Regions from separate parts of the Homo sapiens genome. Here region 2 is linked to region 1. The links are chromatin contacts, found by Hi-C or POLR2A ChIA-PET in ENCODE. All regions are on one chromosome and are shown on one strand. The core of a region is the stretch at or near the end of the contact, and the rest is flanking DNA. Distances in the headings are between cores, read along the strand shown. Region 1 overlaps ADAMTS16 (ADAM metallopeptidase with thrombospondin type 1 motif 16). Region 2 holds the start of ICE1 (interactor of little elongation complex ELL subunit 1).

The links. A loop is a pair of places that touch in the nucleus more often than their neighbours do. ChIA-PET counts read pairs that join two places held with the same protein, here RNA polymerase II (POLR2A). Pooled maps may share reads with other maps.
Region 2: a loop to region 1 is called in a map of mammary epithelial cell, with 9 times the contacts of the local background. The contact joins the promoter of ICE1 here to the enhancer-like site in region 1. A Hi-C loop is called at or near these places in 3 of 168 maps with a recorded cell type or tissue (PC-3, PC-9 and mammary epithelial cell) and 2 of 50 pooled maps. POLR2A ChIA-PET finds 5 or more read pairs at or near these places in 1 of 52 experiments (HEK293T).

The regions. Positions count from the first base shown.
Region 1 is chr5:5,270,131-5,273,631 of GRCh38, reverse strand. All of the region lies in intron 18 of ADAMTS16 (ADAM metallopeptidase with thrombospondin type 1 motif 16), which reads right to left. All of the region lies in intron 5 of LOC101929200 (a long non-coding RNA gene), which reads left to right. Among named protein-coding and RNA genes, the nearest start is that of ADAMTS16-AS1, 96 kb to the right of the region's middle. RefSeq lists an enhancer at 1,677-2,337. Within about 2 kb of position 2,236, at least 7 of the 41 ENCODE cell types and tissues checked have a DNase peak (open chromatin) inside an H3K27ac peak, as active enhancers do; they include PC-9 and mammary epithelial cell, where a contact is called at or near this core.
Region 2 is chr5:5,421,427-5,425,073 of GRCh38, reverse strand. ICE1 (interactor of little elongation complex ELL subunit 1) reads right to left here and starts at 2,397. Exons shown (of 19, transcript NM_015325.3): 1 at 2,075-2,397. The coding sequence starts at 2,158. It overlaps LOC101929200 (a long non-coding RNA gene), which reads left to right and starts at 2,945. Exons shown (of 6, transcript XR_001742583.3): 1 at 2,945-3,647. RefSeq lists silencers at 1,965-2,104, 2,165-2,494 and enhancers at 2,525-2,774, 2,640-3,150, 3,151-3,647.

The DNA of each region.
Region 1 (3,501 bases), core at 987-3,486:
AGGTGATCAGACAGTTTCAAGCCACGGCATTCCTACCTGATCTGGTGACGTCACACTGTAGCTGAACAGCTCCCTAACAGTGTTTATCTTTTATTTCATACATTTATTTATTTATTGAGACAGGTTTTCACTCTGTGGCCCAGGCTGGAGTGCAGTGGTGCCATCAGGGCAACCTCTGCCTCCTGGGCTCAAGTGATCCTCCCACCTCTCCCTCCCAAGTAGTTGAGAGCACAGGCGTGTGCCACCACATCAGCTAAGTTTTTTGTATTTTTGGTAGAGCTGAAGTTTCACCATGTTGCCCAGGCAGGCTGGTCTCGAACTCCTGAGCTCAAGCCGTCCACTTGCCCCAAAGTGCTGGGATTACAGGCGTGAGTCACTGGGCCAGGCCCAGCACTCATTCTGGAGGGGCCATAGCACTTCTGGTTTCCCTGATTAGACTGAGATTGGTTAGATGTCTTTGCAAAGGGCACAGTGGAGGGCAAACAGGTACCCAAAGACGATCAGGTGGGCCTCAGCACGGTGGCTTCTGTGGGTGAGACACACAGTCCCGTGTCCACCCCACTGGGCTCTCTCTCAGCAGAGAGGGCAAACCTTGGGATCTACAGAACAAAGCTCTAATGACTCTGGAAGGGCCCCTCATGGTTACTTCTTCCCCCTGCAAGTACTCCAAAGTTGAGTAAAACTGGCTCTCATTCCAGAAGCACAAAGAAAGTAACTGCAGAGAGCCACTGCCTGCGGACCTTGGAGGCTCACACCCATGATCTGACAACAGTATAGAATGGCTTCTTGAACTCAAGTAATGAATGCATAGTAGATTTGCTAAAACACCAAGCATTCTAATACAATCCCCAAATATTCCAGAAAGCCATGTTGACACAGAAGTGGGGCTGCCTGCCACCCTGACTGTGCCGTTCGTGGGCCCCAGTGCAAAACAAATGTGCCAGGCCCCTTGTTAAAAATCCTTTGGGGCCGGGGGCAGTGGCTCACGCCTGTAATCCCAGCACTTTGGGAGGCCGAGGCAGGCGGATCACCAGGTCAGGAGATCGAGACCATCCTGGCTAACACAGTGAAACCCCATCTCTACTAAAAATACAAAAAAAAAATTAGCCAGGCGTAGTGGCGGGTGCCTGTAGTCCCAGCTACTCAGGAGGTTGAGGCAGGAGAATGGTGTGAACTCGGGAGGCGGCGCTTGCAGTGAGCCGAGATTGCGCCACTGCACTCCAGCCTGGGTGACAGAGCAAGACTCCATCTCAAAAAAAAAAAAAAAAAAATCCTTTGGAATTTCATATCAGCAACAGCCGAGAATAAAACTACACAGGAGGCTCCTCTGAGCAGGGAGCACTGGAGGCTGCGCAGGTCTCACTCCCAGGAAGCCCATCCTGCTGCTTGGGAACGCTCAGCTACTTAGATAATTAAATGAACCGAGATGTTCACTTCTCCAGCATTCCTGTGAGCAAAACCCTCTCCTACACAAACACCACCTAAGCAACCAGATTTCTTTTCATTCCCTTGGTAACGGGTGCATTACTGGGTGATTAGTATTTTCACGGCCTCAGATCGAAAAGAGATAAGCAACTACAGAAAAGGAAATTGCTCCCCCCTTTTCATTGCAAGTGTTTCTATAGGAGAGCAGTGGAAATAAAGCTGCCCTGCTGAGCCTTATCTTTCATTTCTAGAGTGTGCAACCAGCAGGCAGAGCTACGGACCCATGTATCTTGGTTGTAAAAGGAATTATTCCACTAATGGGTTTGTATAAGCAAGAAGAATAAGCCATCCAAATATCAAGTGGAGACGGGGCTACAGAGAAAACAAAGCATTTGATCACGATATGTGATCCAGACTCTTACTCGGCGTTATCTAGACTCTTACTTGGCATCCCTAGAAGAGTCCTGAAAACAGAGGGGAAGTCTCCATTTACCATCTGGAAAGCATTTCCTCTTGTATCTTCAATCCCCTGTCCTGGCAGGTGTGTGATTAGTGTTAATGCTTAGAAAACGAGAGTTAAGATGAATGACCCGAAGAGCCACTCCATTTAGATAAACTGAGAAGTATAAAGGGAATAAATATTTGTGTGATTTATCATCCATGTTTCAAAAGCAAGTGATAAAAAGGCCTGATTCATGCTAGAATGCAGATGGGGGCGGGGCAGCCGCGGGAGGGCCGTAGGCTGCTTGTCTGGGCAGTGCCCGCGCAGGGAGGAGCCTCCGTGTGAGGGAGGAGCGGGAGGAGCGGAAGGAGCGGGAGCCACAGGCTGCACAGCTCCCCGGTCCTGGAGGAGCCACTGGGAATTGCTGATGCCTGTTATTTCTCCAGGATACTCCTGCTGGCCGAGGCTGCACAGCCATTTTAAGAGAATCTCCAGCAAGAAGACTTCTAGACACCCAACACCCTGCCCCCTGCAGAGATTTAGGACTTAGGGGATCCCATCTGGCAATGCAATTGCAGGAGCCTGCAAGGCTGCAGGACGGCCTCTGGGTGCTGAGGAGGAGGCTGGGGCTCCAGCCAGCACAGCAGGTTTCCTTTTTCATTTAAGTTAAAAGTGATAAGGCTGTGGATTAAGATGTTTTACAGGTTCCACCCCTCAATCCTTGTGGAACCCTCCTTCAAGTTGAACATGAAACATCAGATCACACCCCACTGAGCCCCACTTAGTGTCAGACAGAGCACGAACTGTGGGGAAGGAGAGTGCGGCTTATTCCCTCGGGGCTGTGGCTCCAGCTTTGCCAGGCTGCTGAGGACAGAGCTCGGAGTACCTGCAGCCTAGAGGCCAGGGAAGCCTCTCAGGGAGGCAGAATTCAGTAAGAAAGATGCACACTCCATCCTCAGAGAAACGGAACATGGGTTTCCTGAACATTTAATCAGGAACAAAAAATTGTTAGTATCCAGGACATAATAGAAATATATTTTGCATTTCAGAAGAAAAGTAAAGCAACATTTTAAATTAAAATCTATGTTCCCAACTCAATTGTTAAAATCATACAATGAAACAACAATCCCCAAGGGTTGACATATGCCATGTAGGTCCATTATTCTGTGTTTTTGCCATGGATAGTTTTGCTTTATAGACTAAATTCATAACTGTTGTGAATTTCTTTCTCCTTTTACAGCAACAATAATCATAGCCAAGATTTAGTGAGTGTTTATCACACCTGAGAGCATTTACGTGGAATCCTCACCTTATCCTAGGAGACAGGAGACCTGGATCATGCCCGAAGTGGGGAAGGCAGGGTCGAGCCCAGGGAGGCAGGCAGTGTCACGGCTGCACCTTTGACAAGGTGCAATGCCGCCCAGCGCCTTTGTCTGACTCTGGCCCATGGACATAACCCATGGCAACCAGACCACTCCATAGAAAGAATTCCAGTGCAGGAGAGTTGTGGGAAGGGAGCCTGGAGATCTTGTTTCTCCTGTGAGACAGAAATTTACTAAGCTCCATGTGCGATCAGGCCCTGGCTATTTGTGGGCGATGGACGGGGAGATCCACTTGGTTCTCCTTAAGATTCT
Region 2 (3,647 bases), core at 1,148-3,647, 150 kb before region 1:
AGTTTCTGGCCTAAGCAACCAGAAGAATACAGTTGCTAAATTTAACCATAACAGATCCATGACTGAAAAGCACAGTTCACATCAGTAGTTCTTCTGCACAAAAGCCTCCAATGACTCACCATTTCCATCGCCCAAACCCCAACAATGGTCTACAGGAGCCCACACAATCAGGCCCTCCTCCTACCTTCCTGACTCCCAGCATTCACTCCGCTCCAGCTTCACTGGCCTTCTTGCTCTTCCCAAGCACACCAAGCCAGCTCCTGCTACAGTTCTTCACATCTGATGTTTCCACTGTATGGGAGACTTTTCTTCCAAGATTTCTACAGAGCTTATTATTCTCTCACCTTTGCTCCAATATAAACGTTCCAGGACTCCCTACTTAAATTCCAACAGCCACTGGCCTAGTCCTCACCCATTCATTCCCTCCCCATCTCTGTTCAATTCATCAACAACGTTTTCATTACCCTCTAACATAACTCATTTGTTTCATTTATCCTGCCACCCTCCTAGAACGGAAGCTCCAAGAGATCAAGAATTTTTGTCTTTTTCTCCCCTAATGCCATAATTGCAGTGTCTAAAATACGGCAGGTGATCAATAAATGTTTGTTGAGTGAATTGGCTCGAATAATAAATACAATGTATTAAAGATTCGGGAGAACTCCAATCACGTTCCTGGGGTGGTGGTGGCGGGGGCGGGGGGGCGTTATAAGATACCTACACAATGCAGCTCAGTGAAGGCAATGATCTGTTAGTTCTCCTTCTACTCACAAAAGCAGCACATTTCCTTCCTCCCCTTCCTTCAACACTTAAAATGTTTGCAATCAGTTCACAGATATTGCACTTAAAATGCAAACCAAGTTTCTCGGCATGGCCTACCTAGCCTGCACTCCCGTCTGGTCTCATCAACCATCTTCCGTGTGCACTATGCTCATGCCAACCATACCATGTTCTGCTCATCAAAGACACCCTGCTCCTTCTCACCAAAGGAACCTTTCCACCTGTTAATCCCTCTATCCAGGAAGCTCTTCCCACATCTCTTCTGACAGCCCGATCCTTCCCATTATTCAAATATCTGAAAGTTACTGACTCAAAAATTCCCTACCTGACTACTCTAGCTAAGAGACAAGACCAATATTCCAACATCCTCCTTTATTTTCTAACACCTAAAATCTTCTGAGGCCTTATTCACACATATGCATCTTACTTATGAGAGATCCTATTTTGTTCACCACAATGTCTGTAGTTCCTAGAACACTAGGCAGAGTAGGTAATGAGGTGCTGGTGAGTTCCGTTTTATCACTGAAACCGCGATAGTAGGAAGTTAAAAGAGACCCCCGACATCAGGCAGCTAGGAGAGTCGTGGGAAATGAGGGGCACTATTGCCCAAGTACCACCCCATAAGATCTGGAGCCATACTCTAGCAATTCTCCCTTATGTCACTCTAAAGAAGAGCCCACGCCGCTGTTAGAAACCTCCAGTCTCTGCATGCCTTTCATAAACTACTTTTATCAAACAACTGACAAGCTACTTGACCAATTACTTGGCTTGCTTTTTAAAAAATTAGCCTCGGGATGGCACATCTGCTATAAGCTGAAACGCCTCCCTAGACTCTTCGAGTCTAAGACTCAGACAACCCACATGTCACGTAAGATTCTGCCTCCAAACAACAAATACTCAGGATGGGCCAGAAGACCAAAGCGTTATCCTCAGGGAGATAACTGCCCTCGGCGTTTCACCTGTCCCTCACTGACCTACGGAGTCTGCCCTAGGGAGCTCCGAGGCCGGGTAGGGAAGGTGGGGGGCCCTCCAAACCTCGCTTACTCCACCCCCACCGTTACACCAGCGCATTCCAGTCAATGAACTCTGGGTTTCAAGCTTAAATAAAGCAAAGAAAGCCGTCCCCAAAACTCATGTAGGAAAAAGAGAGCAGAGAGACGAGCGAGCAAGAGCTACGGTTGGGAAGGGAGAGCAGCGCACTGAGGCACAGCCCGCGCGGCCGGACCCCACATCCCTGCGCTCCCGGCCGGCCGAGCCGAGTCCCCCCCCGCGCCCGGGGCCCCGGGAGGTGCTGCACCTGCTGCAGAGAGGCGCAGCCCTGACATCGCGACAGGTCCGCCGCCGTCCCGGGCGCCGCCGAATGGGTCTCGCCCGGCATCATGGTGCCGCCGCCGGGCCCGGTGGGCACGCACGCCTCAGGGGCCCGCGGCGTCGGCCCCGTCCTGTCTCTGCTGATGCCGCCGGGGCCGCCGCCTGCCAGGCCGCTTCCCGCCAGGTCCGGGCGGGTCCATCCGTGCACAGAGGTCCCCGTGGGGCTAGCAAAAGGCTCTCCGAGCCAGAGCTGCCTCAGGCACTAAAAAGAAACGCTACCCGGCGCGGCCCCCGAGCGCGACGCAGTCCAGTCAGGGCCCCGCCCCGCCCTGGCTCGCCCCGCCCCGCCCTGGCTCGCCCCGCCCCTCCCCTGGGCGCGGGGCTGCCTAAGGCGCTGCCTGAGCAACACCGGGAGAGGAGCTGTGCTATGCGGCGGGGGAGACGCCCACAGAGGAGCAGCCAATAGGAGTAGAAGGATCGAAGGTGCATTCCTACCACTGTTAAGGGTCGATCCTTTATTGCCACCTTGCTGTACGACAGGCTTTCCATAGACACCTAAAGGCCTCCGCTATGTGGGCGGTGACCCGCCCGTGACGTAAGCTCCAGACGCCTGAGAAGTGGAAGGACCCGGCGTCCAGGACAGGAAAGTGCGTGATTTACAGCTAGAGGGATAGGCGCTGTCCCGGAGCCCGTCCTGGGCCAGGGAGCAGGAGAGGGAGGGACTACAGTTCCCGACGCGCTGCGGGGCGGGCGGAGATCGTGCGCTTCGGCGCCAGTTGCACGGCCTTAGCAGCCAGTGGCGGCTCCCCTGCTCCTGTAACAGTCCCCTTGTCTTCTGACCTTTCGCTCCTCGGTCATGTGTCCTCGCCGGTCGCCGCGGCAGCCAGTGATGCCCGAGCGGCGGGTTCCCAGGCCCAGGTGTGGGCGCCACCGCCCACCATGCGCCAAGCCCAGAGCCTGGTTGAATCGTTCGCCACCTTGTCTACCCATTTTGGCCATTATCCTGCCACCTCCAAATCCTGTTTTTGACACTTCTCGGGAGAGAGAGAAAACGGAAAGATAAAGGAATAAACTCCTCGTGGTCGTAGTTAGTGGGTAAATTCAGATCTCGTTTGAACCGAGGTTTTTCTTATCTCCAGCCACCGTATCCACCACCACCAGAATCGTCTTTTTAGTCATCACAGCTGGTCGCCGTCAGTACCTTGTTCAGAAGCCTCTCGCAGCTTCCATCGTGTGGTTATACAATCCAAATTCCTTATAAAGTCCAAATTCAAGAGGAGGAATGCACGTTTAGTTAAGTTAATGTCTAGACCTTACCAGCCAATTTCTAGCTCCTCAGTATGGAAATTGCAACTGAAAACACCCCTTCCAAAAAAAGCAGTCTGCATTTTTCTCTGAGTTTTCTTCTCCAAATTTCGCACCCCTGACCTTGCTTACACACTCTGGATACCACCTGCTGTGGAGTGGCGGAAGCAGACATCCAGCGATAGCTAAGTTTCCTGTCGTTGACACCCAAGCAAGACAGGCGTGTACCTAACTGAGGACCTGCCGGTGATAGA